Regions from separate parts of the Homo sapiens genome. Here region 2 is linked to region 1. The links are chromatin loops, found by intact Hi-C in ENCODE. Cell type or tissue: ascending aorta. All regions are shown on one strand. Links, peaks and the distances in the headings refer to the core of each region. The heading gives the core; the rest is flanking DNA.

Region 1 (15,392 bases), core at 6,753-9,252:
ACTGCATCTCAAAAAAAAAAAAAAAAAAAAAAAAATAGGCTATGGCCATGAAGGGTTGCTTCCGGATTCAGTACATTTAGGAGGAAATAATGTTGTTCATCATATGACACAGTTAAGTCTCCGAGAGATAATTAAATGAAAATCATTCTAAAATGTTTGATTAAATGCCTTTCTAGCCTAGCCCCTGTAGGTGGAGTGTCATGATTTCCACGTTGTTGGGTGCTGGATAAATGATTTAGCCACAGTCTCACGGCTCTGTAAAGAGTGGCAGGCTGTTCCTATCACTGCTGATCCTGTGTGTGCTGTGCACCGGATGTGGGTGGAATGAGGCTGCAGGGGCACCTGCATCCCCAGTGGCTATGATGACTAAATGAGGAGGCCCCTGTAGAGTGCACAGCGTTCACCCAGTGACAGTGTGATTGTAATAGCTGGGGTTGCTGGGACCCTAGAGTATCCACGGTGTGCATGCACTTGAACTTCAGGATACCCTGTTTCCCTCTGAGGTGCAAGAGCTCTGGCGATTCCGGATCCCTACTGTGTGTCAGGTTCTGGAAGCATCTTCTCTCATCTCCACGTGATGCCCAGGGGCTCCCCCAGCTTCTGGAAGCCACCGCTTGTCCAGGGCACCAGCCCAGTCTGTCGTCAAGCCTGGATTTGATCTTAGGTCTGGCTGCTTCCGGAATACCGAGACGGGCCTCTGCTGTTCCCTGAGCTTGCTGTCAGCAAATGTTTGGTGAGGAGAATTATTTGGTTTGGAATTTCTTGTTTATGTTTTAGTCCATTAATTTTTTTTATCCTGTGAAATATTTTAGCAACCCTAAAGACCCATGACACACAGGTATCTCTTCAATATTGTGCTAATTCCTGCCTTTTTTTGGTGTCTTCTCATCTCAGCATCAGTAGTGGTGGCCATGTAGGGACAGAGGCACTTAGCAGCCGCGGCACCGGGAATAATGATTTGACTTGGGGGCCCTGTGGAAGAGGCACATGTTGCCGCTTGAATTCTAAGAACACTATTTACCTTTCTGTTTTGAAAGTTCACTTTCACTTTCAAGGTCTCAATTTTCTCAAAAGTTCTAAAGTGATAAACATAGTCTTTCTAAGATTTTCTTTTTGCATTTGTGGCCTTCGTTGTGGCACAGCCCTGTGTCAGGTGGGGCTGAGCCCAGAGGGTGCTGAGGGGATGGGGCTCATGGTGACAGCGTGGTGCAATCCCGAGGCAAGTCCTTGGCACTGTGATGGGCGCTACCATTGGGGCCTGGCATCCCCAGGCCTCATTAGCCAGCAGTGACCACAGGTGATGCACAGGCGTTCTCATGTCCTGCTTTGGATTCCCTCCGTTAAGGAAACCGCAGCACAGCACCGCTCCACAGTAGCTCATAGCCGGGCAGCCAGGGAGCCGCAGAGTCTGGACTTGACCTCTGCAACCCCGTCTCAACCCTATGCTGTCACACCAGTGTCTGAGTTAAATGGCAATGCAAAGCTCTGGGTCCCATCTTCTAGCGGGGACCTTTGTGGCTTGCCCACAGGTTGGTGGCACGGATCGCTGCTCTCTGGGACAGCATGGGACCCTTTCTGGAGCGAAGTCCACTTCAGAGACCCTGGGTTGCTGTCTGACAGAGCTGTGGGCCTGCCTCATCCTGCGGCCAAGGTTTGGGTGAGCGCTGGCTGCTCGTGGGAAGGTTGGGGGCTCAGGCACCTTTGTGATTGCCTTGTCTTCAGTCTCCACTTCTGTCAGAGCTTACAAAGAGCAGCACATGGGGTCCAGAGGCTTCTGGGGAGCCACCCGTGCCCCTGACCCAAGGATGCATAGGCCAGCCCTTGTAGGAAGCAGCATAAGACTTAATTCCTTTTTTTTTTTTTTTTTTTTTACATGAAAACAAACAGAAATGGGAGTTTTATTTGTTCCCTGCAGCCCCACGAACATCTTTTGGAGCCATCTGGAGAGCTGATCACTTCTTTGGCGGGGACAATCAAATATTGAATGTTGAGGGAAATTAGGGCAAATGGCTCCAGGACTGTCCACTTTTGACAGACCTGGTGAGTGAGTTTAATCATTAATCATTAATCCACGCTTTCTAAATATATCTGCCCCGAAGAATCTCCCGGGCGGAGGTGAAAGTCCTGGTTCCCATGCTCCCTTGACCTGACTGAAGCACAGCTCCGGGGCCCGACAGTGGACAGGCACCCCATTTCATCCCTGTCTGGGGACACATTTAAGCAGTGCTGCCTCGGTTTGTTATTTAGTGACTTATTTTCAAGGAAAAAGATCCAGAAATGATTAGATAAATGCGAAGTCCTAAAAAAGAAAACAGCGCAGTTTCTCTTAAATGCCGGCCAGCATTGTGACCCTGATCTGCTGAGGCCTTGGAAGGTAGTTGAGGCTGCAGGAAATGTCACGGGGTGACCTTTAGAATTAGAGTGTCAGCACTCAGCTGGCTGCCTGCATCTGAAAAAGGAGCCATTGTAGCCAGTGAAATGGGGAAAAACCAGAAAACCAGCTGGGCCAGGGCGCTGCAGGACTGGCCATGACCGCCCTGTGCCACTGTCTGCAGAGACCCTGGTCCAGGCGGGTATTGGCCTCCTTCTGGGCAGAGTGCTGGTGTCCACGCCCAGGGCACACATACAGCTAAGCACATCCTCTGTGTGCGTGCATGTGTGCATACCTGCATATGTGCGTGTGTGTGTGTGCTTTGAGAGTGGTGGCTTTCTGATTGAACAAGCAGAGTGCTCAAGGACACGGCTCCAGGTCAGCCTGTGCAGGCTCCAGTTTGGTGCTCCCCTTTTCTTGCTGGATTAACTTTGGACCATCCCTGAGCCTCTTTGTGCCTCAGTGTCCTCATGTAAAATGGGCGTGATAGCATCCTCAGCTCTCTGCTGCTTCTGTGAAGATGAAGAGTCCCTCTGTAGATGCGCCCATTGCCTGGTAGCTCTAATTACTGGCTCTTCCTTCAGCACCCTGTAAGAAGCTGTTGCAAATGAAGTGTGAGTTGGTGACAGAGCAGTGAAGAGGCTGAGAAAGACAATGAAGGGCTCTGGGGGCACTTGTGATGTGGTTTGGAGAGACAGCTGCCCTAGAACTCACACAGGTGGCCCACTTCTTTGGTCTGTTTGTGCAAAAGTCATTGGTAGTGATTTTGTTGGTGGTGGTGGTTTTGGTGAGGATGTCCATTTAAGAAATAAAATGAAACTGAACGGGAATGGTAAACGAGACACAAAACAGAATGAAAAGCCTCCCAGAGGCTGAGCTTGAAAGGAAACAGCAAATTACAAAGTGAGAATGCCAAGAGCTTTCTCCTTTAACAAACCAGGGTGCATTGTTCTCCTTTCTAATGATAAGGGAGGACCTGTTTGCTCTGGGAAGTTTTAGAAAGGACAAAGGCGTATGAAGGAGAGAGTCTCTGACTCCTAGTCCTGTCACCCTGGGTTCAGCTGTGAACATTTTCATGTGTTTCCTTCCGGCTCCCATCTTGTCTCATTCTCGTTGGTTTTTATGTAACCAGCTTTTGGATGAATAAAAATCTGCTCTTTTGCTTTTCACCCTTGCCAGTTTACTATAATCATCTTTTTTTTTTTTTTTTTTTTTTTTTTTGAGACGGAGTCTTGCTCTGTCACCCAGGCTGGAGTGCAGGGGCGCGATCTCGGCTCACTGCAAGCTCCGCCTCCCGGGTTCACGCCATTCTCCTGCCTCAGCCTCCCAAGTAGCTGGGACTACAGGCGCCCGCCACTACGCCTGGCTAATTTTTTGTATTTTTAGTAGAGACGGGGTTTCACCGTTATAGCCGGGATGGTCTCGATCTCCTGACCTCGTGATCCGCCCGCCTCGGCCTCCCAAAGTGCTGGGATTACAGGCGTGAGCCACCGCGCCCGGCCTATAATCATCTTTTCACATTATTAAAAAACCCTTAGCAGCTGTTCCCTAGCACTAAAAGTCTTATCAGACGGGCGTTGTCCCGAAGCCGTTGGACAGTCTCTCCCGGGCCTCCCACACACCCACCCCCTTAGTCAGAGCAGAGGCCTAGCTTCTGTGGCCCTCTGTCCTGTCCTGAGAGCGCACAGTCCTGACCTGGATGGTGCTCACATGACCCTGAGGGAGGAGTGGCATCGCCCCATTTTACAGATGAGGAAGCTGAGACGCTGAGCTCCTGGCCTGGGTGGGCTGTGCTGCCTCCGAGGCCTCCGAGGCAGGCCCACCTGCTCCCCTTCCTTCCAACTCCCTGTTCTGGAGCCAGCTCTGCTTGCTATCCTGAGCCTCAGCCATGAGGAATTCTGGGGTGCCCACAAATACATCTGTGTGTGCCCCAGCTGTTCCCACTACTGTTGTCCCTTCCCAGAAAGAGAGAGCCCCACCTACTCAGAAGCCTAGGTCTAACAGAGCTCTTCCCTCCTTTCCACCTTCAACGGGGACTTAGTTTCTGAAACACAGTGGCGCGACCTCCTTGCAGTCTCTTTCTCTTTTTTTTCATCTCTGCCCTGGGAGCCAGGTAGGCTCCAGACTCCCTATCAGCCTATCCACAGCTTTCAGAACCTTTCCAAAGTGCAGATCTGATCAGTCAGGCCTCTGCCAAGGCCCATCAGGAGCTCCCAGTGTCCACGTCCTCACGGCGAACAGCTTCCCTGAGTGTTCTGTGCCCAGGTTCAGAAGGGGCTGCCCCTGCCTGGTGATTGCGGTCCTTGTCTGAGTCACTGGGAGTTGATAGAGGTGGATCATGGGGCACTTCTGTTTTAGCGTAAATGTGACGCCTCAGCGACCCTGCACTGCACGGAGCATCCATGAGCTTTCTGCCCAACCTGTGAGAATGAGCTGCTCTTCCTCCCATAGGCAGCAGAGGGTGGGCTGGGAGACGATGGGCGGGTATTTGTGTGGCCCAGTTCTCTCTAGAAATGTCTCTGTTAAATTAACAAATGGCAAGTTAGTAAATTGCAAGTGGATGATTTAAAGTCCTCCTGTTACTTTTAGAGTTCTAGGGCCCTAACAGGTGCTTAGCAAATACTTGTTAAATGTTTTCCCACTAGAAAGGTTTTGTAAGGAGGAAGGAGGCTGGCGTTCTCGCCGTCAGGTTTTTATGCCATCCGCTGAGTGCAGGTATTTTGGGAGCACGTAAACTGTATGTCCAGGTGATACAGGTTAGCCTCCCAGTATAGGGTGCAGTGGACCCAAAACAGGAAAACCACGTGGCCAGGCACAGCAGCTAGAAGCGCATCAGCTGGAGAGAGCCCAGAGATGCCCTGTGCGTAGCCACTGCAGGAAGCCTGGAGGTGCCCTGTGCGTTGGTCTGGGGATCCCTGTGTCCATAAGCAGGTGGGCCTCGGGCTCCTGCTCTCAGCTTCTGCCTGGCTCTTGACCCCTTAACTACCTCATGGTAGCAAGAATGTGACCTTTCTCCCACGCTCCTTTGCTGCTCTCCGCCCTTGTTAATGTTCCGCCCCTGCTGGGGTAGATTGTATCCCCCTTTGATTGTGGAGGGTAGGGCCCTTCTCAAATAGGGTTTTCTGGGACCCTGCGGTTTTGCAAGGTGTTTGCAGTTATTCACCATAAAAACCGAGGGCAGGGGACAGGCCCTGGTCAAACCCCTTTGGGGGAAGCTCAGAGAAATTCAGAAGGCAACTGCTACATTCAAGCTCTGGGAAGCTCCCGAGTAGAGAAGCCAGCTGGGATCTGTCGAGAAGAGACTTGTCCAGTTTATTATTTCAGGGAATTTGTATCCCATGGACACAAATTCCTCACGGGATGCCCTTTGGGAAACGCCTTGTGAGGACTGACCCAGCTGGAGCAGGTACCTGGGAAGGAAAGTCATTTCCAAGGGATTCTGGGCTACCTGGGAGCTGGCCGCTGGCCTCACACCTGAACCTGAAGGCCAGGTGGGTGGTCTCATTTCATGTCTATAGGGACATTCAGCTGTTATTTTTTTAAGTAAAACTGTATCTAATGGAGCTTGCTATTTATTGAGTGATAACTTCAAATCGGAAATGTTCTTTTTCCCACTGAAAGGCCTGAGCAAGGTTTTGCTCTTAGTGCTGTTGCATACCTGTTTCCACCCAGCTTTTAGTCTCTTGTAATTTCTGTTTGGGTATTAAAAGGACGGTCTAGGTCCACGTGAGAGACCTGGTGAAAGAGAGCCTCCTTGGCTTCTGGTAATGAACTTCCATCACCCCCCTTCCAAACAAAGAAACAAAAAAGAAACAGTATCCTCTCGACCCAGCCTCCCGCCTTAGTCTGCTAGTTCATGACACTGGATCATGCCTTATTTGACCTGACCCATTACTTGGCTCGAGTTCCCAGATAGGATATATTGACTTGCTTTTCTGGAAGTAAAGAGATGCATTTTAGATGTGGGTTGGTGGGTCTGTATTTTCTGGGCCCTGCCAAGTATGCCCACAGGGGTACTGGTTTCTCGCTGGAGTGGTGGGGTCACTGCCAGCCCTTCAGATTTGTTTGGCTCTGTGCTCCAGATGGACAGCGGGGCTCAGCCTCCACTGCCCATCTCAGTGCAGAAGCTCTCCAGGGTCTTTCTGTCACACATCTAACAAACAGCCAGTGCTAGAAAGGGGTTTATCCTCGAACGCAGAGAGCAGTGAGTGAGGGCATCTTGTCTTCTGCCGTACCAGGTGAAGGTGACCTCAGGGTCCCCTGGGACTGCTTCTGCAGGTGCTCTGGGAGCCAGCGCATTGCAGCACCTGCCCGGCTGGGAGTCCCCAGCCACACTGACAAAACACCGGAACACTTGGGGCCCCACCTACCATCCTGGCCGTCCCCTTGCCTGCCTTGCCACGATGGGCAAGCACAGCCCCTGGCGTGGCCGTCCTGAGCTGGGCTGTGCGCGCAGCCCCTGGTGTGGCCGCCCTGAGCTGGGCTGAGCTGGGCCGAGCTGGGCCGTGCGCGCAGCCCCTGGCGTGGCTGTCCTGAGCTGGGCTGTGTGCACACACCAGCATCCTGCCCCATCAGTTGCTGTGCTGCAGACAAAGGAGGGATCCACTGGAGCGGGAACTCTTGCAAACAAAGGTTCTATTTTCATGCAAATGTAATCGGCGGCTCCCGGGGAGAAGGCCCAGCTAGCTGGGACTCTTGAGCTTAGGCCCCTTTTCTAGAAGGCGATGGTGGACACTGGAAATCTTCTTTATGATATCTGTGTGGACTTAGAAGAACCAAATAAGAAGCTCTTACATAGATATTGCCCTTCCCCCGACCTGCCAGCTAGGGCTGTAAGTAGAAATTAACCTAAATTAGGAAGATAATTGTCCCTGTGTTAATTGTAGGTTGTCTTTTAAAGCTGTTTTCATTCTCCAGGCCTGAGCAGCAGGCTGGCTTCGGGCCCTACCGTGGGTTGCTGCGCATTGACACCCATGAAAACCAAAGTTCCAGAGGGGCGACCTAGCGGCCTTCCTGCTTTCCAGAGCTCCAGGGTCTCTAGATGATGACGTTTCTTTGAAAATCCCACTGCAGCTCTTCCTGTGTGCCCTCAGGCCCCCCGCCACCCAGGGGACCCCTCTTTGAGGGCGATCAGGCTCTCAGCCCAGGCCATGTAAACAAACACCGGCTATTTTCAGCAAGCCTGTGGTGTCGCAGCTGGCCTGGCAAGGCCCATCCCCGTGTGCACTTGGCCCTGGCCAGCCCGGGCCAGCCCTGGCAGGCGAGCCATGCCTTGGAACGTTCTTACCCGCCATGCTTTTCAGTTTTGTCATAACACCCCCTGGCACTCGACGGCAGCGTCCCAGTCAAAAGGGGGCTGAACAAGGACCCCAGGGACTATTGTATTTGGGGTTTTCTTTGTTGGGAACTTGGATTTCTGTTTGAAAGTGCTTGGTAAAACCTGCCGTCCTCCCTGTCCCGGGCACGCACCAGCAGGTGGAGGCAGGCGCTGCCTTCTGAACGGCTCTTTCCTTTTGTCCTCGGTTTTCTTGAGGCCTGGCTCACTTATTCCATTAGTCATGATTGGATAAAGCTTTTAAAGAAAAATCCCCACCCCTTGCCTTACTGTGCCACGAAAAATTCCTGAGTGAATGAGCGAAGCCACCCACTTGATAGGAGCCCTGGAGGCTGCCTTTCACATGGACTTTCAGGTGGGCCAGGCCCTGTATAGAACCCCGGCCCTCCCCATAGTGCCCTAGAAACACACTAAACACGGGAGCGTGTGTGGTGTGTGTGTGAGTGCGTGCGCGTGTGTGCGTACGTGAGTGCGTATGTGAGTGTGTGCGTGCGTGTGTGTGCATGCGCGTGCGAACTGAATGCATGCGTGCGCGCATGTGTGGTTGTGTGTGCGTACATGTGTGTACGTGACTGCTTGTGCGCACGTGCCTGTGTGTGTGTGTGTGTGTGCCTACTCCCATTTCAGGAGCTTGCCCTGCCTGTTTGATTTTTCTAAAGATTGACACTCTAAATCCCCTTTCTCTCCAAAACTCTCTTGGGGTGATATGGAAGACTCCTAGGGTCTCCAGTTTTACCATATTCTCCCTAGTCCACACAGAAGGTGTCCTTCAGCCACATAAAATGGGCCACTCATTGGTGCTGGACATCCTCACGCCATTGGTGCTGGTGTCCCCATGTCGCTGGTGCTTCATGTCACGTGCCGTTGGTTCTGGGTGTCCCCACAGCCTGGCCTTAGGGTGCTCTGTTTCTTTATAGTTAAGGAATTAGCTCAGCTGACAGGGAACTAGGTAAGAGTAAAGTCTGATAACATGGAAAATGTTAGTGCACATTTGAAAAAAAATAAATTTAGTAAAAATGTTGATATATTTTAAGTTTGAATGACAAGACTTGAGTGAATTTTTCCTGGTTAATGTTGTGTCTTTTGATTAAGCCATTTCAATGGAGTGTACATTTATATTAACTCTTGATGCCTTTTTTATTTGCCGTAATTGGATTAGAAAATAAGATCTTTTCTGTAGTTGATAGAACTTTGTTAATTTTATTCTCTCATTTGTTTTCCTTAACTCAAAAATGGTGAGTAAAGATCACGATGCTGTTTTAAAATTTAGGAAGTGGTGAACCATCAAGAGGATAAGGTTAGGTGTAATTTGAAGGATGATTATGAAGTGAGGGTTTATGCAGATTTGTGCACCAGTGTGTACAGTAGGGAAACGGAGGGTTATAACCAGGGGCATTCTCAGAGTTTGGGCAGGATCAGGCAGCGGGCAGAGCTCTGGTGCCCCATCAGGCGGGGACTTTGGGGGGTGCTCTCTGCTCTCCGTGGGCTCCCACATCAGATGAGCCAGGTGGCTGGGAGGGGCCCTGCGTGCCCAACACAGTGGCTGAGGGGCTGCTGCTCCTGCCCTGTGATGTGTGCTCTCTCCCCAGCCTGGATTTCCAGAAGAAAAGACCTCTGCTCCTCCTGTCTTTTTATTCTTTATTGGCCTGGTGCTGGGCACTTAGTTGGAGTTCAGTAAAGGTTTAGTGAGTGAAGAAGGAAAAAATGTTACTTAGAAGTGTTTTACTCGACTTCCTTGATCTGGAAACACACACACATATTGTAACATAAGAAAAGTTATATGCAAAAACAGTTCTTAAATGACACCTCGACTAAGACAAAACACAGACCTTTTCTTTTGTGGTTAGTGCTTTTTCGTATTTCATTTAAAAACAAAACAACCACCAAAAAACCTTCCCTACCTCAAGGCCATAAAGATAACCTTGTATATTTTCTCTTAAGGCCTTTGACGTTTTGTCTTTCATACTTAAGCCTTTGGTTTTTGTGTGGGGTGCAGGGTGGGGATCAGTTTCATTTTCTTTTCTCATTTTGAGAACCATAATGTTTGACACTTTACACCCTTTCTCTGGGATAGCTGTGCGGCCAGCTCATCCTCCAAGTTCAATCTGTTTTGGACCCTCCCTGTGCTCAGCTGCTCCAGAGCCTGTCCTGGGGCCAGCAGGGCACTGTCTCCTTGACAGGCGCTGCAGCCGCACTCCCCTGTCTCAGCCCCCTCCCTGCAATTGTCCCAGCTCCTCCTAAGCTGTGACTTGTCTAGAGACAAGTTCCTTTAAAAAGCCTAGCCTGAAACTTGATTGGAATTGCATTGACTCTATGGATGAATTTGAAGGCAGGGTTGGCATCCTGACAGTATATTTGTGTGTGTGGCTTCTCTTTCCCTCCATCAGGTCTTCTTTACTGTCTTTTTTCAATAGATTTTTATAATTTTCTCTATAAAGGTCTTGTACGTGTCAAGTTAGATTTATTCTTTATTCTTTGGTAGATTGTAGTTGTTTTGTTTTTCTGTTGCAGACAATACGTTTTTTTTTTAATTAAGTTTTCCCTTGCTAGTTTTTGGAATTGCAGTTGATTTTTATATTTTATTTTTATATCCAATCATCTTATTAAAATCTTATAATTTCTAAAAATTTTTTTCTGTAAATTCTTCAGGGTTTCTAAGACAAAGACTGTTAAAGTAACGATGCTAGTTTAGTGTCTTCCTCTCCAATTCCTGTGTTTATTTTCCTTGTCTTACTGTGCTAGCTGGGAATTCCAGTTCAGTTTTGAGTAAGAGCAGAAATACTGGACTTCCTTCTGTCGTCCTTGACATTAAAGAGAAGATTTTTAACATTTTTCCCAATTTAAGTATGATGTTTGACATAGGTTATTTTAGATTCCCTTTTTCAAGTTAAGTTCATGGATAGCTGTGTTCCATTAGCCAAATGCTTTTACTCCGTCTGTTGTGATGATCGTATAGTTTTCTGTTCTAATTTTCTGTTAAACTTCCCTTATCTCTTCCAGTGGATTCAGCTTGTTTGTGATAAATCTTGTCATTTTCATACTTTGCTAGCGCTTCAGGATTCTTCATCTCTGTTCTTGAATTGGAGTGGACGGTAATTTTCCTTTTTTAAGGTCTTTTTTTTTTTTAACTTACAGGGATAGTTTATTTAAGATTAGAATTAATTATTCCTTGAAAGTTTGTAAAAATTAACCTCAGACTATTTGGGGTTCATATTTCCTTGGTGGTTTGATGTTTTAACTACTGATTTAACATCTTTAATGGTTACTGATAACCTGAACTTTTAATTCCTGTCATATGGATTTAAAAGAAAGTTTTTAGGAGTCCTACTTAATCTACGTTTTCAATTTTATTGTCATAGATTTGCTTCTGGTGTTTACATCTTTGCTGGATTTGTCTCTGTGTACCCGTTTTCATTTACAACATGACTTAGTCTTCTTCTTGATTAATCTGTATTAATCGTTTTGAGTCACTCTGGCTTTGTGGATTCCCTTAGTTGTAAGTCAGCTTTCTGTGTTTTAAATGCCTGCTCTTATCTTCCTGGTACTTTCTGTGGCTGGCTGCACCCAGTGTTCTCTCTCTCCCGAGGTTGGATGTGCAGCTCCCATTAGTTCTTAGCCTTCCTTCTGTTATAAGCTACACAGTTCCCTTGAAGTAGGCATTGGGTGCATACAACAAGTTTTGACACTTAGCATTTTCATTTCCATCCCAAGTTTTTAAAAGGTCGTGTCAACAGTACACCTTTGAGATGATGTAAGGAGGTGCCACTTGGTCTCTGTGACCTTCCTCCCAAAAACATACAACCCCATCTGGTCATGACATCAAACAAATTCTGATTAAGGGACATTCTAGCAAACACCCAATCAAGTACTTTAAACTGTCAAGGTCATTAAAAACAAGGCAAGTCTGAGAAACCGTCGCAGCCGAAGGAGCCTCAGGAGTCAGGAGGATAAAGGAAGGACAGTGGGGTCCTGGGTGGGGTCTCAGAACAGGAGGACCACAGGGAAAACAGGAAATCCAGGCACGGCTGCAGTTCATGCTGATGGATCACTGTGGGCTCACGAAGTGTGACGCATGCCCCATCCTGGTATAGACGTGATCAAATGCCTCGTATTGTCCGAGAGGTCCCCAGGACATTCCCTGCCCAGGCCAGTGTCCAACTCCCTGTGCACTTGTCCTTCCTGCTTGCATCAGACACTCTCCTGCTGGGGTCACTTTCTCTTTTCTTTATGAACACATACCCCTTAGGAGTAGCTTTAGTAGACCTGTTGGTGATACAGTCCTTGCGTGTGTATGTGTGTCTGATCTGAAAATGTCTCTATTTCACCAACATGCCTGAGTGACTGTTAGGCAAAACTTGGAGGTGAGTTTTCTTTTTCTCCTTTCATCACGTTTGGTGTATTCTTCTCATCCTTGGCCGGCCTACCTCAGCATAGCAGCCGCTCCTTCCTTGTCTGTCTGTGTCTCACTGGCTGCTCGTCACATCTTCTTTTGTCCTTGATGCTCCCAGTTTTGTCAGGGTGTGTTTGGGTGTGGAGCACCCTGTTGTCTTGGCATATGTTTGCCTTTGTGTCTGTGAGTTTGTGTGTTTTATCAGTCCTGGAAATCCGCAGCTAGTGCCCCTTTAAATATTGCTCCATAGTCTTCCTTCCTTCCCTTCCTTCCCTTCCTTCCCAGTCCTGCAGAGTCAGCTGTCACACCTCCTCAGGTGGCTCTTATGGGTTTTCAACTCTCCTTGGACTTTTACTTTCAGAATACAAAATACAGGATTTGGGCTCTCCTTCATTTTTGTATTTTGATTCCCTCTGCTCAGCTGATTTCTTCGTCAGGATCTTCTCACTCACCGAATCTCCTTTTTATTTTTGCATGGCATTTATTGCTTAAATCATTCATTGAGGGTTTTCTTTTTTTTAAAATGCATCAATTACACTTATTATTTTTGAAAGTCTACTTTGTTCTTTTCCTAAAATGATTAATTTTGACAATTCTGTTGCTTCCTCTGATTCATTACTTAAAATTTTTCAAGTATTTTCATAAACTTTTTATTTAATCAAAACATACATGGGGAAAATGATAGTGAATAAAGCATTAAGAGATTCTTTGAAAGTTTCAGAAACAGTAATCGTACCATTTCTCATGATATGAGTAACTGAAGAACTTGACTGTCTTTTGATGTGTTTGCTGCCTTTTTTCACTTCTTTCTGTGTTGGCTTGTGTTTGCTTGGGAGCGTATGTCTCGCTGGTCTTACTGTTTGGAAATAGAGGGATGGGAGTGAGGAGGCCGTTCTTCTGATAGGCATGCCACGTGCATTTCCTGGGAGCTGCCCTGGACTCCAGCCCCTGCATCCTGAACGCTGCAGCTCTGGGCTCACCTCGGTCCTGACCCCCATGCAGTCCTCCACCCGCTGCCCTCAACTCTCCTGTCAGCTCGAGTTGCTTTTGTTTCCCTTAATTATATATTTCTGGCTTGTTGGAGGGTTTCCTTACTGCTGGTGAGCCCAGCAGTGTGACAGAAGGTATGTCTTATGCAGAACCTGGGGTTTCCACAGCACAAGAGCCTGTAAGATGACTTGTCTGCCACGTCCCCAGAAGAGGAAGTTTCTAGTACTTCAAAAGCCCAACCTTTGGCCAGCTTTCTCTCAGCCCCTTTTACCCAGCTTCGTTTTCTCCCCACCAGCTGGGATGACAGGTCCCGCGGCGGAGACACTTGCTGGCAGCCGGCACTGCTCCTCTGCCTCCCCGCACACTAGCGAAGCCCCAGCCTCGGTGGAACCCCTTGCTGTAAGGCTTCTCCTTCCTTACCCAGGAAGTGCAGGATGCCAGGGAAGAGCACCGGCTCAGCATTCTGGCCACGCTGCACAGCCGCGAACTTGGGGGCCCAGCCGCGGCGCGTTCTCCACTCCCAGCAGGGATCTGCCCCTCCCACCCCCAGCATGGCTGTGTTCCTCCTTAGCGTGGCTCTGTCCCCCTCCACCGTGGCTCTGTGCTCATCCAGCTGCCTGTTTTCTCACTGTGTAACGCTTTCTCTGTACCATCTGCAGTCTTTGAACTTTGAACTTTGAACCTGGCCTTCCAGGTTGCCATGAAGGTAGACTGTAGATTGTCTAGGTGTGGGGTGGGATGTATTTTATTTGATGGCTTGGTAGACTGATGGATGCATTTAGACGACTTGTCTCTGGGCTTCCTTCATGCTTTTGATCCCATCTCTCCTTTCATTGTGAATATCCTCTCATTTTCCTTGTAAGTTTTGTCACTTGTCTCTGGCTTCCTTTCTGAGCCTCTAAATATACCCTAATTACTTACATTAAAAAACACAATGAAACAAAAGTTTCCCGATCCTGGGTCTCCCCAGTCTGCAGCCCAGACTCTCCTCAGCTTCCTGTGGGAGGGCTGCTTGTGTATTTACTTTTGAACCGGGACACTGGTCTCCAGGACACTGGAGAGTGGAAGGGCCTCTGGCTCTGGGGCGTGGGCGCTCACCGTCTGGTGCCTTTCCCCCTGCAGATCCTGGAGGCCCCACCTCCCACCCAGTCCCTACTGTGGTGGCCTGCTCTGTGTGTGCTGGGACCATCTTCATGCAGGGGCATCTTGCCTTTCACCTGCCTCTGCCTCTGTTGGCACCGGATGCCCAGGGGCACCTGATGGGCTTTCATGCATGTCACCTGGCGTGTGTGGAAGCTGCTCTCAGGGTCACCCCTGACTACGAGGGCCACAATGCACCTGCCCCCATTCCTCAGGGAGGCAGCTCTGCGATGCTCCCCGAGGCCCCGCGGAGGGTCCCCGTGATGGAGCATGCTGTTGGCCATCACTGGGTCAGCACAGTGGCTCAGGGCTGCCCCCATGCGTTGGCTCACTCTGCCCACTCCCTGGCCCGCTCCCTCTGTCCCTCACCCAGCATCCCAAACCACATTCATCAGAAGCGCAGCCAGTCCTGCCATCGGTGTCCTCGGCTCCGCTGTGGTCGGCTCCCTGTAGCTGGGCTCAGGACCGGCACTGTCCTGGTGGAGAGTCCTGCTTCAGACACCACTTGGGCTCCTCTCAGTGTGTCTGCGGCCTGTGATGGGCAGCAGGTGAGTGTCATGTGGAGAGACGTGGAAAGCCACTGGGCGTGGAGACCGCAGCATGGACTTCACAGTTTTCAGAGGCCCTGGGGTGCAGAAGCGGGAACTGTGACTGGCTGGGGGCCCCTGCGCCGACGCCCTTGGCGCCTTCGGGGCCTCACCGCTGTAGATCCCGAGGCAGCACTACTGTCCCCCAGCAATGTTGGAACTGCTCTCCACTTCTCCCCGGCACTACATGGCCCCTCCAGTCAGCCCAGGCATTCAAGCCAGAAGCTAGCAAATGTATTTTGCTTTTCTTCTCCTAACTCCCGACAGCCTGCCCATCATCCCTTTGTGACAGTGCTTCCACCAAAACGCCATCAAGGCCGCCTGATCCTCTCCAATTCCATGACCGCCCGTGGTGGCCGGCACTGCTGTTACCGCTCGCGGAAGTGGGTTGCCAAACACAGCCGTTATGAAAACGAAATTAGCTAAACTTACGACTAAATAAGTCACATTAAAACAAATGCAATCAGTGCTTACAACTCTGCCTTCCTGATTTCTGTACTGCAGTGCTCTCTTCTCTGCTCGCAGGGCTTTTGTGTTCTTATGGTGGAAACGCCCAGGTGTGGTCAGGCCCCTTCTAGC
Region 2 (15,392 bases), core at 5,016-7,515, 150 kb after region 1:
TGTTTCTGTGTATCTGTTTCTGTATCTGTGTTTCTGTGTATCTGTGTGTATATCTGTGTATGTACCTGTGTGTGTATCTATGTTTCTGTGTGTGTATCTGTATGTCTGTGTATCTGTGTTTCTGTGTGTGTATCTGTGTGTCTGTGTGTGTACCTGTGTTTCTGTATGTATCTGAGTTGTCTTGTTAACAAAAATACCCATTTTGCGTTTTCTCCTCTACCTTTATTTTTAATTAATATTATATGGTGGCCATTATTCCATTTTTACGTATGAAGCTCAACGCCTTTCTCTCAAGTAGTCTAAGACATAGATATAAGTTGGACTGTTTTCTGGTTACCATTTTGCCAGCAACTTTGAGCACCTTTCCTCACTGTGTTAGTATTTCTGTAGGAAAGGTTCCTGAAAATGGAGCTGCTGGTTCAGAGTATGTATATTCCAAAACATTGAGCAAATGATACCCCCTCCCCAGCAGCCTGAGAGTCCATTTTCCCCACCCCCTCCACGAGCAGGCGGGATGGTGTTGCAGTTCATTCTAGGCAATGTGGCCAGTGGTGAAGATGGCGAGCCTGTTGGTGTTTGAGTGAGCAGTGCCGTCACCGTCAGTCAAGGGCGGGCATGGCTGTGTGCTTGCCCCCTCCCCAGGAGCACGTGAGCAACGTGCTTCAAAGTCGAGGGTGGCTGGTGCCCCGGAGCTGGGCAGCGGGGCTGCCCTGAGCAGGCTCTGTCTTCAGAGCCACCCTGTGCCCAGCATCTGGAGCCACGCAGGGCACGTGAGGCGGTTCCATCAGTGCTGAATGGAGGTTGCTTAGCGGCAGTGCGTTCACCTGTTCTTCTGTGGGGCATCGTCTTTGCTTGTTCCTTTGTAAGTACTGTTTATATGTTGTTTGCAATGCTGTGTTTTCATGTATTACAGAAGTTAGATTCCAGTCTGTCATTTGTCTTTTAGAATTATCTTTTTATTTATTTATTTATTTATTTATTTTGAAACGGAACGTCGCTCTGTCGCCCAAGTGAGACAACCTCCGCCTCCTGGGTTCAGGGGATTCTCCTGCTTCAGCCTCCTGAGTAGCTGGGACTACAGGTGCCACTACCACACCTGGCTAATTTTTGTATTTTTAGTAGAGACGGGTTTCACCATGTTGGCCACGCTGGTCTCAAACTCCTGACTTCAGGTGATCCACCTGCCTCAGCCTCCCAAAGTGCTGGGATTACAGGCATGAGCCTCCATGCCCGGCCAGAATTATCTTTTTATTTTCACCGAAGTAAATAAACGTACATTTACATAGACCCCCATGATGTTCATGATAGGAGAACGGCCGTCCCTGACTGCCTGTCCCGCCTGCGTTATTACAGCGTGTGTCACGTTCACAGCAGAACCAGAGTCCACCTGGACTGCATTCACCTCGTAGAAATTTTTCCGGAAGTTGATCATTTTTTTCATTTGCTTAGTTTCACACCTGCCTGCTATCAATTCAGGCCCACATTTCAGCAGACCTAGGAGACCCTCCTCTGCACAGCAGGCCGCCTGGTGCTTCTGGCCCCACTGCCCGGTGCGTGTGAACGGTCTGCTCTCCCGGCCTGGCCCCCGCCTCCTCTCCCGGGCTCCGTGGCCTCCTTTCTGCGGCCTCGCCATCTTGGTCATGCACGTCTTCCAGTGGCTCTTGGAGAAGTCGTGCATGGAGCATGAGTTTTTGGAGTCCTCATTTGCTGGTAAATCACTTTATTCTGTCGCACTCTTGGATGATCAGTTGGTTGGGACGGGTTTCCTGCAGGGTTTTCAGGTCATCGTCTTGCCCTCGATGTGGCTGTTGCCAAGTACAAAACTGTTCTCAAGGCCGAGCCTTTGTCCCCAGAGCTCTGAAGCAGTTTGGGATCCCGCAGGTGGGGGATTCTTGGCCTCCGTGTCCAGCTCCTCTTCAGCTGGACAAGTAGGCCTGGAATTGCTGCTCATGATTTCTCCACCCTGCTGATTCTCTCTTCTCCTGGCGTTTCCAGTAATTTGTTGTACGACCTTTGCACTCCCATTTTTCATCTTTTTATCCTTTTATTCCCCCTTCTGACAATTCTCAACTTTTTCTCCAGCCCCTTCCTTCTGCACTTTAGTTTTTGTCCTCTTGTCTTTATCCTCTTTAATATTTCCTTTGGTGTCACTTTAGGATTTCAGGGCAGAGCAGCTGGAAGCAGGTGCCTCCTTCTCTCTGCAGTTCTGCCTGCCCGCCCTGTCCCACGGCGATATTGCGTGCATTCTCTGATGCTACATCAATGGGTTCTTTCCTCGCTGGCCGCTGGACATTGCATCAGGCCCACAAAGAAACCGCCCTCCACACTGGTGCCAGGTGCACGCCTGTCCCCTCTGTAAACCCGGCCCCTAAGAGTTAAAGCGTTCCGGCTCTGAGAGCCGCTTCACCTGCAGCTGACTCTCAGGATGTTTAAGTTGGAGGAGCCAGCCTGTGTCTCCATCAGAATTGCTTCTGGCAGAAGGATGAAGGCACCTGCTAGGCATTGGGCACTGCGTTGAATTTTAAGGTTGTGATTGGAATGTTGTATCGCCTTAATTAGTCATTTACTTGATTGGCTTCAGGAGAAACAATCCCACCTGCTCCCTGTTCCCTAAGGAGCAGACACTGCATTTGGAAGTACAGTTGGCATCCTTCCTGCCCTCACCCACGCTTGGTGGGAGCAACTCTTCCATGAGGCCTCCGGCCTGATGCTTTGGTTCTGTCAATGTACCTGCAGCCCTCTTAGGGGTGGGATCCAGTTTCTGCAGTTCCTCCACCTGGCCACATCGTGCCTGGAATGAGTGGAAGGCCCGCGAGGGCGGTGAAGGGGCTGCTGCACTGAGCCAGTACACGTGCAGCCTCGACCCTCACAGTCACCAGGTGCCGGCTTACCTGCATCTTCCACTTTGGCTGCCTTTGGCAGAATTATTGGAGTTACAGGCATTGTGCAAGCTTTAAGACACATGCATTTGAAGGGCTGATATTGTAGGTCCCTATGTCTTAAGTCAATCTATGAGATGCCCGGCCTGGAAGTAATGAGGGAGGGCAGGAAGCAGGAAGGCTGGCCACCCTGAAAGCAGGCAGTGAGCCGGTCCTCGTGGTATGCGGCTCCCCCGGCTGCCTTCTGCCCCCTAGGGCTTCTCTGTTCTCCCCAGGAAGGCCACTTCATGTGCCCCGGGTGGTCTCCAGCATCCCCCTTCTCTCCTGGTCCACGTGCTGCTGCTCAATCCCCTCCCCGAGCCCCGCATCCAAAACCCTGCTTGTCTGATAGGTTCTGCGGGGGAGTCAGAGTGCTGAATAGCCCACGGGGCAGGGACGAGCGGAGGGCCCCAGCCTCATGCCATGCTGTCCCTGGCAGTGCTGGCATGGTGTCCTGGAGCCTCCTGGTCAGCTGCAGCCACCCTGCAGGCAGAGTCGACCAGGGACGTGCAGTCGGCTAGAATCAGGGAGCCCAGGCAGGTGTGCAGGCTGGGAGGCAGGGGGTAAACAGGTGAGGGGACAGAAGAATTCCAGATGGTGAGAAGGCTGCTGTGAGGAAGACAGGGCAGTGGGGCTGTGATGGGGGCAGTGGGGCTGTGGGGGGTCAGGGCAGCCTTGGGAGGGGCGTGGAGCAGAGGCCTGTGGAAGGGGAGAGGAGGGAAGGGGAGGGGAGTGGAGGGAAGGGGTGGGGTGAAGCAGCCACCATGGGACTCTCCTCAAGAGTCTCTTGCACAAAGAGTCTGGAGTGCCCGGCAGGGCTGTGGAGGATCTGCCGCCTGACTGATGACCTGGTGGCAGCGTGATGACCCCCACAGGGCCTGGGGGAGGCGGTGCACTGGGCTGCAGTACCACAGCCAGTCCATGGTAGCCTGGAGTGACCATGTCATGCCCGCCTCCCGATGCCACGTGTCCCACTCTATGTGGCAGGGCAGCCACTGAGGAAGACCTTTCACACAGGGCCAGGGACCCTGTGCTCTTCTGTGGGCACACACAGCCCCTGCCTCTCAGAAGTGGCTCCTGTCCCAGGCCCGGGGAATCCCTGCAGAGCCCATGTGGGTTTCAGTGGAGATCTGGTGGTGAGAGAAGAGGTACTGTTTTCTTGCCTAGTCATCAGTTGGGTTTTTTGGCTTGTTTTTTTTGGTTTTGTTTTGTCTTTTGAATAATGGCAAGAAACCCAGCGTGGAAATAGAAGTGGAGCTTGTGAATCTACGCTTGCCTCGGTCGGTTGTGTTAGGCACAGAAGTGTGCCCTCGTCAGTAGCCCGTGGAGAGGCCGGCTTGTGGCTGAATCCGTCATCTGTCGTCATCCAGGTCCCCCGTGCCACAGCACAGAGGCCTCGCTCCCTGCAGAGGCTTAGAGTCTGGTACCTTCTCACAGCGCCTCTCTGGTTTCTCTGGGAAGGCTGTTTTAGGGAGCTTGCTTCTCCCACATCCTTCCAAGACCTGCAGAAAAACTGTCCCTGACTCGAAGCCTTTTCCAAAGTGGAGAAGGTCCTGGGCTGTCTGCACGTCCCAAAGAGTGAAGTCATGTTGGTCCCCATCGCCCAGCCACATCAGTCCTGCTTCCAGGAGAAACTCCGTCTCATTCCTTGTTGCTCTGGAGGCGGTGCACTGCCTGTTCCAGAAAGATTAAGAACAGCAGGAGTGCTGATTCTTTAAGAAGAGGTAAAATCTCCCTAATGTGCAAATCTCCAAGTGGTAGAATCTTGAAAGTAGCCAAGTAAAACCTCAGAACTCAAAGGCTTGTGTGACACACGTCTCCGTGGCGGTATTCTTGGCTCTGTTCTGGACTCTGAAAGCCGATAACCTCTCCCGGGTGGGTTTGGGGATTTCTTTGACTCCGGTCGCTGCCTTTAGATCCCTAGTGCTTCCCAAGGCGGGCCTCGCGCCGGAGGTTTGGGTTCCAGATGCAGATGAGTTGGGGACCACGGTGGGCTGAAAGGTGTAGATTCGCAAATGGCTCTGTCCACACAGGCAGAGCTGTTCACAGAAACCGACCCACGCCCAGTACCTTCACCCTGTGGTCAGATGAAAGGTGAAGCCGGCGCAGATGTTGGGATGGGCTCTGCTGAGCCTCCCCAGGTCGGGGTGGGGATAGCAGCCTCACGCTCTGGAGGCCTCACTGACTGACACAGCTGGGGCGATGCATGGGCGAGCAAGAAAGTGTGCAACGTGGACACCATCCTCACATCCCTGGGCCCAGCCTCACATCCCTGTCAGTCTTTCTCTGATTTTAGAGCAACACAGCTATGAAGATAGGGGTGTATTATCTAGAAGAGCATTAGTTACGAGACATCGCCATTAAGTGACTTCACACCTCAGCAGCCTCCTGCCACGCCCAGTAAATCAGCTTGTCAGTCCTGTTTCCATCTCCTGGTAAACAGTGGTGGCCTGATTCTGTGAAGACAGTGCCAGCGCTTGCATAATGCTGTGGCCACAGAAATTTATCCAAAGCACCAGATTCGTTTTATTCATTATTTGGGACTGATGAATGGGATTTAGAATCCCCTGCTTCGTGAGCTCCCTGCGCTCTCCCCTGCAGCAACACAGCAGTGTTGAGCAAATATTTACTCACCAGAGTGCGTATTTTTAAAAAACCACCAACAGGATAACCTTGAGCCAGTGGTGTCTGCCTGGCTGTAATGACATCTCCTTTTTGTGCAGCTTCTGAACCGAATCTGAAATTACGGTCCAGGCTAAAGCAGAAAGTGGCCGAAAGACGGAGCAGCCCCCTGTTACGCAGGAAAGACGGGCCAGTGGTCACTGCTCTAAAAAAGCGTCCGTTGGATGTCACAGGTATGTCGGCTGAGCAGGTACACCCGCCCCGCTGCCCTCTCTGCCAGGCCTTCCTGCCATAGGCGATTTCTCTCAGGAGCTTCTGAAAACCCACGTGTCTGCCTCACGCTGTCAACCCCCAGTGTGGTCCTGTTCCCATGGCGCTGGAAGTGCCAGGCCCAGGGGACCAGGTTTGATGACTCCGGCATGTCTAAGCCGGGCCCTGCTCCTGGCATTAGTGACTCAGAGCTGGTTCTAGGTGGGCTGAGGTGCACAAGGGTGCCCCAGCTTGGCACTGCGGGAGATGCAGTCAGGAGCTTGAGTTGAGGCTCCTCTGAAGGTGGGTCTTAACCAGTCCCACCCTAGTAGTGGTGAATCGCATGCTCTGCCCTGTTCCGCTGCCCCTGAGCAGTGTCTGAACCACCGGGGCATTTTAACGTCTTCCCACGCCAGAGCACCCATCAACTGAGCAGGGAGGGAAGCAAGGAGTGAAGTTGCTTCAGCTTGGCCCTAGTGACGTGTCACGGTTGGCCCCATCTAGTGGTGGACACGCAGAAGGACAAGACCGAGCAGACCCCCATCCTGAAGGCTCACCCGCCCCTCTTGAGGGTACATCCCCATCCAGAGGACCACCCATTCCCAACCACCACCAGGGTACACCCCTCACCCCACCACTCCTGAAATCACAGCACCAGGATAAAGGAGCTGCTTGGGCATGGCCTGGATAGAGGGGAGGCAGCGGACATGTTTGCACAACAGAAAGTGTTCAACTTGAAGGCCAAGGCTCATGGTAGGTGGTCTGTGAAAGGCACAGTTCCACTGAGCAGGCTGTTGACCTAGGGAAGCCGGGGAGGGGCTCCTGGTGCCATGCCCCGTGTGTGCGAGCATTGGCATCACACAGGGACTCTGCTTCAGCAGTGAGGTGAGAGCCAGACCTACCCGCTAAATACAGGGCCCTGCCTGTTTCTCGTGCCCTGTCCCCTCTCTACTTGAGGAGTTCCTAACCACGGTGTAAGGGTCTGGGTCTGAATATTTGTGGATTTCTATTAAAAAGTATCTGACATCTTCATGCCCAGGGGAACTCCATATGTGTCATTTCTGATGTAGGTTTCTTTCCTCTGGCCATTATAGTACACACAGACCTTTTCTACAGCCATCAAGAAATGTTATGATCTAAAGTTTCACTAAGTCTAGCTGACTGGGGAAGATTCAGTTGAAACGAGGAATCATGTGAGTTAAAAGCTTTCAAACTCCAATGCAGCCTTTTTTCCTATGAGCAGTGCCTTGCTTGGCCAGCTCTAATGGACACGTGAACCTTTGCGTTTTTTTGTTGTTTTTTTTTTAAAGTGTGCAGTGGGTGAGACGGAGTCTTCAGCAAGCTTCTTCTGAGTGTTAAAGCTGGTGTTCCTGTTGTCACCCAGTGACTACTGAGTGCTGTTTTTGAGTCAGCACTGGGCTGGGCGCAAAAATAGTGAGACAGAGTCCTTCCCTGGAAGGAGCTTGTGATGTAATTTGAGCAAGCAGCACATCACACGTGAGACCATCCAGGAGCCATGCGTGACAGGGCGTGATCAGTGCTGAGCTCACCCAGGAGTCATGTGTGACAGGGCCTGATCAGTGCTGAGCTCACCCAGGAGCCATGCGTCACAGGGCGTGATCAGTGCTGAGCTCACCCAGGAGTCATGTGTGACAGGGCACGATCATTGCTGAGCTCACCCAGGAGCCATGCGGCAGGGCGTGATCAGTGCTGAGCTCACCCAGGAGTCATGTGTGACAGGGCATGATCAGTGCTGAGCTCACCCAGGAGTCATGTGTGACAGGGCGTGATCAATGCTGAGCTCACCCAGGAGCCATGTGTGACAGGGCTTGATCAGTGCTAAGCTCACCCAGGAGTCATGTGTGACAGGGCATGATCAGTGCCGAGCTCACCCAGGAGCCATGCGTGGCAGGGCGTGATCAGTGCTGAGCTCACCCAGGAGCCATGCGTGGCAGGGCGTGATCAGTGCTGAGCTGTGGCATAAAGGGAGCCCGTGCCGAGGCACCTAGGAGTTGGGAGATCAGCACAAGCCACTCTAAGCCAGCAGAGCTCTGCAGAAGGTGGCATTTGCACTGGGACTTGGCGGGTGAGTGGGGCTGGGGCAGAGAGGCAGAGGGTTGTGCATCTCCTGGCCGGCACTGGTACCAGGGAGCTGCCACGATGGGGAGGCTGCTCTGAGTGGAGCTGATTTTCAGAAGACAGGTATTAGGAGTTCTAGGCGGGGTGGTCCCACACGGAGGAGTGGAGCCGATTTCCAGAAGACAGGTATTAGGCAGGGTGGTCCCATATGGAGCGGTGGAGGCAGTCGCGGTTCTTGGCAGAAAGAGAGCCAGGTGGATACTCTGCTTTTTCTCAGTCACTAATTAATTGGGTGTCTACTGTAGAGCACAAAGAAGAAAATGCATTCCCATACGCACTCTGTCCAGAGTGAATCCTGCTCACTCTGCACATTCCCGCAGCCCGTGTTCTGTGCCTTCCTCACACCTGAGTTCTCTCACTCTGCACGCCTTCCCGCAGCCCATGTTCTGCGCCTTCCTCACAGCTGAGTTCTCACCATCTTCCTGCGCCATCCTGCATCCCTCTCCACTCAATTTCAGCCACACGCCTTTTGAGCACCTCCAATGGTGTTCCCGTTTTGCTGATCTAAGTAATACTATGAAGATTATGCATTTATATGAATTTTCTTAGACCTATTCCTGGAAGTAGAATGCAAAAAAATAAAATTAACCTCGTTGAGTTAAAAGTGGGTGGAAAGTTACACATATAATTTTTACCGCCCCAAAAAGTTGTCCGGACTCCCCAGGCACATGCGTGAGGGTATTTATCTGACGACACAGCTGGGAGGCACCCATTACAGGGAAGATCTGCTGGATCTTGGTGTGTAGCTGGAGACAGCTTGACATCAGAGAGCAGGGGTCTAGGGTGGGCTACGGTGGGCTGCAGGTGGGGCAGAGATGGGAGAGTTGGAGGGGCCTGGAGAAGGCGGGTCCTGCTTTCTTGAGTGAAATGCAAACACTGGCTCAGCCCAGGTGGCATTCTCAGAATGCCCACTCACAGTGCAAATAACATGGCCTCGGCAGCGGGAGAAGCCTACCTCTGGAGTTAGTGTCTGGTGGAAGTGAGAGGGTGAGAGGGCCAGGGAAAGAAAGAGGATGGGGTAGGGTCGGGACCCAGTCCTGTATTCATGCTCAATGCCCAGGACAGTGAGCTGACCCCACACTCTTTTGAGCTCCAAGAGCCATGGGGAGCGGCTGGTGTAGGGCTTCTGGGTGGACACCCTGGTTTGCCCTTGGGAGGTTTAGACTGCCCTGCTGTTGAGGGCAAGATGTTCCCAGGGTGTTCCTGGTGGGCAGCGTGGTCAACAGAGGAGGTGCGCCTTCACCACCCAGCTGGGTTAACTCTGGTATGCAGACGCCCATGACAGTTCCCTCAAGCCACGTGGCCTGGGACGAGTGATGTTGCTGCTCCATGCCTCCATCTCCTCTTCTGGGAAACGGGGTCATAATGGCACCTTCCTCAAACAGTGACTGAGAGATGGATGAGCTAATAAAGGCAAAGTTTGGAATCAGGTCTGCCAGGTTGGGGGAGCTGTGGGTGGCTTTACCTGTTCCCCCACCCTCCTCATCCTCCTCACTGTGGCTCGGGGCTATATTTGCAGAGTCACCACCTCCAGCAGGCGTGGATACCACGTGAGTCAGCATGAGTGGGCACCTGCGTCCTCGTGGGCTCCAGGAGGACGCGGGCAGCAAGCAGACCGTGGAGGAGGCTTTGCTGGGGATGGCTCCGTTGAGGGGCTGCTTGGGGAAAACATCCCTTAACCTCCCCTCCAGGGCCCCCACCATGTCCCTTCCTTCTGACCTGTATGCGCTGCGCATATAGGTTGGGGCGAGGTTCTGAGCACCCAGAGTCGTTGCTGAACAGCAGACGCCTAGAGTTCTCGAGGCAAATGGGTCACATTGTGTTTTCTTTGGAAAGCTTTAACCAGATGATGCCATTGTTAAAATGCCGTTAAACTAAACATATGACAAGCCAAACAAATCCTTGTGTGAATATCGAGAGCCTCAGCGGCCTCCCACGGTGGATGTGTGTGCCCAAAATAGCAGCAGACCCCTTCAGAGGTGAAGGGATCTTTGGATTGGACGTGGCCCCTTTTGGAAGTCACATTCAGTCAGAGCGGAACCTGGTCTCATTAACCAGGGTCAAGCCGCACCGATGGTTAAAGATCCTCTAAGACTGTCCGAGCGTGTGTTTTCCAGTAGCACGGATAGATCTCAGGAGACACTGGCTATATTTTCCCCTGGATGCTTGCTGCTATGTAGGGAAAATGAGAGGATTCAGCTCAGAGTGAACACTAATAGTAGGTTGCTTTATTTTGAACTAAGCTTTTTATAGTGAGCACAGGAAAGCTGACCTTTTGCTTTTCAAAGTCACTTAGCTTCTGCATTTTCTGGTCTTCTGTTGTTAGGTCACTAATAAGTGTTTAAGGATTTATCTTTTTGGTGTTTAAAATTGTCTTGAAAATCAAACGAGGTATAAAATTGGTAACGTACATGTCCTAGAAAAAGTGAAGTCAGTGGCAAAACTGGAAAATCAGAAATCAGCATCATACTTTCTTTTTTGAAACCATGGCCATGTTCTTTTTGTTGGGACTTCTGCCTGTCGCAAGCTAACGAGCAGGTCCGTGGAAGGCACCGGGCATTCGGGCCACAGGTCAGCACGGCCCTCCCTCCGCATGGAGTAACACTCACCAGGGTATTTCTGCCTCCGCAGACTCCGCGTGCAGCAGCGCCCCAGGCTCCGGACCCAGCTCACCCAACAACAGCTCCGGGAGCGTCAGCGCGGAGAACGGTATCGCGCCCGCCGTCCCCAGCATCCCGGCGGAGGTCAGTGCGAAGCGTTTGTCCTGTGTCCTACGGCTAGAGTCGGACTCGGGACGGATGAGCTTGAAATGACCCCACTTTGCACTTGCCCTTCACTCTTCACCTTCCAATTTGGGGTGAGGGAAAGTGGCCTGTGAGCCATCCTAAAAAGGACGCAGTTGGAGGTTACTCTCCTGCCTTCCTCTCATCACAGACATCTCCTTTCATTATGAACACGCTAGTTCCAGGCACGTCGGGGACAGCCCTGAGCCTGGTCCTTTCTCCTGACCTCTTCCAGAGCAGATGTCACTAGATGGTGTCCCAGCACAAGCCCACGCATGGCAGGTGCTCTAGGTGGACAGGATCCCTGCTGCCCAGCTCGCTGTGGTCGCCAGTGCTCTGAGGGTGGCTGAGAGGCCGTGGGCACGTGGGTATAGTTGCTAAGTGAGACTTAACATTTTTTATTTTGTATTGAGAAATACACAACACGATGTCGGCCAACAAACTATGTGTCAGGGCCGACTGGAGCGTCACCCGTGGTCAGCATGGCAGGGCCGGCCAAAGCCACAGAGCGGGGAACTTTTCCAGGCATCACGGGAACCAGGCATCTCAGACCGCAGAGCTCAGCACCCCTGGTCCCCTGCCTTCATCAGACCCCAAGTGGTGCCACAGTCTGGGAGGGACATTGGCAAGCTAGAGAGGAGTCAGGGGACGCTTGGAGTCCCTAGGTGGGAAAGATGTCAGAGACGCAGGAGCTGAGTGGCAAGGCAGGGAGGAGTGGCGCCCAGGCTGGCCGAGTCGCACACTGACCATACTCGGAGGCTTTCCAGGGCAGCAGGTCCGAGGACCTCGCTCCGTGTTCCTTGAGCTCCTTTGCGCCCCCTGCCTTTATCCCACACGTGTCCCGAGCGCCTTGTGCCAGGCCCAGGGACAGAACCAGGCAGGCAGCAAGGACCTGCCCCACACTCCACACAATGCCCCACTGACAAGGAGAGGCCACCCCCAGAGCACGGGGAAGAAGAGAGAGGCAGAGAGAGGCAGTCCCGCAGGCTGAGTGGTGCCCTGGGCCTGGGTGGGCCTGACTGCAGGGCAGGGGTGGGAGGGGTACGCTTTAGCAGTGAGTTTTCTGATGAGTTGAGCTGGAAATGCTGTGTCTGCTTCATGGGGCAGAGTTCTACTGAGTGGGAGGTTCTTTCTGAATTCTCTCCAACTTACAGAAGGCTATAATTTATTAAATATAGTTATTGACTTTCCTTCTTAAATATTTAGAAATGAATCCTGCCCTTCCAAAGGATTGGCAAATCTTAGCTGGGATACAGAGGCATGAGTGTTTAGCATTTTCATTTCAAATTTCAAGACCGTTTATGTATAAACATTTTTAGAGACTAGAATTACTGCTCAGAACGAATTTTGCCCTTTGTCTCCAGGCTGCTTAATCCCCAATTTCTCTTACTCTTTCTACTTCATACATCGATTTCTTTTATTACCTGTCTTCTTCAGCCTGCCAACTTCAGTACTTATTTAGATGATTAGAAGTTTTAACAGTCCTCTGTATGGCTGTGGTCATAGCTGAGGTCTACCAGTAATAAGCCTTATAATGCAACCTAGAAATTACTTCCTGCCCTGAGGTTAACACTGGTTGCATCTTGTTGATTGTGGTCCTAGATACATGTTTTTATTTAAAATGAGGCACTTATGTACATGGTAGTTAATATTGGAACAGTGCCTTGTTTGGGTGGGTCTGCATCATTCCAGTTCTGTGTTAATTTTTAGAAATCACGATACGTAAATGAAGCTACTGGAAATTAATAGAACATGTAGAAGGAGTTACAGGAAATACCAAGAGGTGCCATTGTTCATGTTCCACATCAGATGTTCATTAGAGTGGGCACGGGCAGCCTTTGCATGTTGGATCACACCCAGGCGCCCTTTCTGGGTTTCAGTATCTCTAGAGTTGGACGGGTCTGTGAGAACACCTGTGCTTCATGGCCAGGGGCTGGCTCTCCGTTCTCACGTGGTGCAGAGTGTAGTGAGCTTGCCCGTCAGAGGGGGTGTCTCGAGTGGATGAGGATGTGGGGGGAGCAGGGGCCTCCCAGCCTGGCTCTCAGCACTGCCTTTTCTGTTCACCCTGGGGTCCCTAGAAACACTACTGTACCTTGAAGGCCCCCTGGACCCAGGGAAGCCCAGTGTGCCGGGCACCTCCTCCTCTACAGTGCCAGGGAGGCCCAGAGTGCCGGCACCTCCTCCTCTACAGGCCAGGGAAGCCCAGTGTGCCGGCACCTCCTCTACAGGGAGGAGGCAGGGCTCAGAGAGTGAGAGGAAGTCGCCCAGGTGCGTAAGGGGACAGCTCCTCTGTGGCCGCTGCTGCTGTTATTTACACGCGTGCCTGGATGCTCTGACCTCAGGCCCGCGGACTTTCCCTCTGAGCACATGCTGAGATGCGGTCCGGGGGCGCCAGCCTCAGAATGCCTCCCGCAGGGCTCGGCCCCGAGGCAGCAGATGCCAGAACGCCCTGCGATTTCTCAGGTGGACCAGTCGGCATCTCCAAGGAACAAATTCTCAGAAGCCTCCTTTAGTTCCAGAAATGGGCTTAAAAAAAACCTTGCTTACAAAGGAAATGAAAACTTTGCAAACATTAGAACGTCTCCTTATTTTGTTCCCAAATGATAACACAAGCATTTCCTCTACAGCATAACTTACTGATAATTCTTTAACTTTTGACAAAAAAAAAATTGCCTAGGAAAAATGTTTTCCTCAGTAGCCCTTTAATCATTCCTTACACAATGTAATATGTGAGCAAATCTAAAGGGAGTTGCAGGGTTTCCTCTGGGGCGAGGTGCGCCGTGAGTTTGCTCCTAAGTGAGAAGGCCGGGCTTTCTGTTCTGTAGGAACAGCCTGAGTGTAAGTGTTTGTCAGGAGAAGCGTTTCTTCCTATCCCCAATGGCCAGTCATATGTCTTTGGGGAAATGTCTCTTCAGATCCTTGGCCCACTTTTATACTGGCTGCTTCAGGTTTTGCTGGTGAGTTGCTGGAGTTCCCGCATGTTCTGGATACTGCTCCCTTGTCGGATGAATGGCTTGCACATGTTTCCCCTTCCCACAGGTCGTCTCTTCACTCTGGTGATTCTCTTCCTTTGCTGTGCAGAAGCTTTTTAGTTGAGCAGAGTCCCAGTTGCCTGTTTTCGTTTTTGTTGCCTGTGCTTTTGAGGTCTTAGCCATGGATCTTTCACAATAGCCAAGAGGTCGAATCAACCTCAGTGTCCTTCAGTGGATGAATAGACAGAGAAAATGTGGTGCTGTACACAGTGGAATACCATGCAGCCATCAAAAAGGATAGAACCCTGACATTTGCAGCAACATAGATGGAACTAGAGGCCCTCATGTTAAGTGAACTAAGCCAGGCACAGAAAGACAAACATGGCATTTTCTCATTCATCTGGGGGAGCTAAAAACGTTGCTGTCATGGAGGTAGAGAGTATAATGAAATCTGTTATCTATTCATTATTAACGTTAGCTTCTGGCAAGGGGATTTCTATCTGCCAAACCCCACTAACTAGCATGATTACAACAACATTTTATTCCTTCTCTTTGTTTGCCCATTCATTCAGCAGACATTCCTTGAGTAGCTACTGTGTAGGGGATATAGTGGTGATAAACTATTGTCCTTTTTAGCAAAACACGTTCATTCTACAAGCAAAAAGATGTTAAATATCACAGTAGTTCAAGTCCTTGGAGACTGTTGCTGCTGACTCTTCCTGTGTGGCCTTCTAATCTTTACTCCTGGCTTGTGTTTGCTTTATCCAAGCCCATTCTTTAAAAGGTACATGATCTATAACCTGTTTTTCTAACTTAATGTATCATAAACAAGTGTCCAAGTAATCAGCTAGATCGTTCCCAACCCCCAGAGCATCCCGGTGTGCAATGCCCCTCCGTTCTGTTAACACCAAGGTGTCGGGGAAGCCGCATAGCTCTGCCATGCCTGCTGGGTGCTCGGCCCTGCAGCGGAGGCTTCATGGGCATCAGGCCATCTCCTTATTTCTTAACGTTACATCCCAAGAGTGGAGCTCCAGCATCAAAGGTTAGACAGATTTTGAAGGCCTTTGACATAGATTGCCAAATTGTCCTGCAGAAAGGGTGCCACTAACTGATTTGTGATTCACCCAACAGTGTTCGCCGTTCCTCTAGGCCAAGATGGTATTACCATGTTTCAAAAGTGTTTGCCAATTTGTTGGGTTTCAGAATACCTTTTTTGATGACCATGATGTGTTTTCCTGAGCGCCTTCCCCTTCCTGAGCTCTGCCGTCACTGGTCCTCACCGCGTGCTTTTCTCACTGTTAGTTGTTTGATTTGCAAGCTCTCTGTGCTGACCCTCGTCTGCCTCATACATGGCCAGTATTGTCATCATTGCCCACCTTTCGTAGAGGCAGTTGTTTTATGATTTTCTCTTTATTTTTAATTTTTGTGGGTACATAATGTATATATTTGTGGGGTACATGAGATGTTTTGATACAGGCATGCAATTTGTAATAATCACGTCATGCGAAGTGTGGGATGTCCATCCTCTCCGGTGCTTATCCTTTGTGTAACAAACAATCCAATCATACCCTTATAGTTATTTTTAAATGTACAGTTAAATGTTATTTCCTTTTTGTTTTCTGCCTTTGATGTTATGTCTGGAAAGACATTGCCAACTACAAAAAAGCATTGTAAACTATATTATCCTAGAAACTGCAAAACGGCATTGT

The links. Peaks named below come from ENCODE experiments on the same cell type or tissue, not always from the same donor. Only the 100,000 strongest peaks of a DNase experiment are listed, where the experiment ranks them.
Region 2: it touches region 1 in a loop (3-fold over the local background); 5 of 110 quality-filtered maps call a loop at or near these places.

Annotation. Positions count from the first base shown.
Region 1 is chr2:239,283,507-239,298,898 of GRCh38, reverse strand. The region is part of intron 2 of HDAC4 (histone deacetylase 4); the gene reads left to right. Among named protein-coding and RNA genes, the nearest start is that of MIR4269, 14 kb to the left of the region's middle. RefSeq lists enhancers at 2,140-2,755, 2,756-3,372, 6,648-7,179, 7,180-7,709 and a silencer at 4,682-4,741. In ascending aorta, for the core only: a CTCF peak has its summit at 7,844 (motif pointing right); DNase peaks (open chromatin) are centred at 7,618 and 7,918; H3K27ac peaks cover 2,260 bases.
Region 2 is chr2:239,134,964-239,150,355 of GRCh38, reverse strand. It overlaps HDAC4 (histone deacetylase 4), which reads left to right. Exons shown (of 27, transcript NM_001378414.1): 8 at 5,642-5,773; 9 at 10,560-10,672. Among named protein-coding and RNA genes, the nearest start is that of HDAC4-AS2, 51 kb to the left of the region's middle. In ascending aorta, for the core only: a CTCF peak has its summit at 6,331 (motif pointing left); no DNase peak of the experiment used is centred there.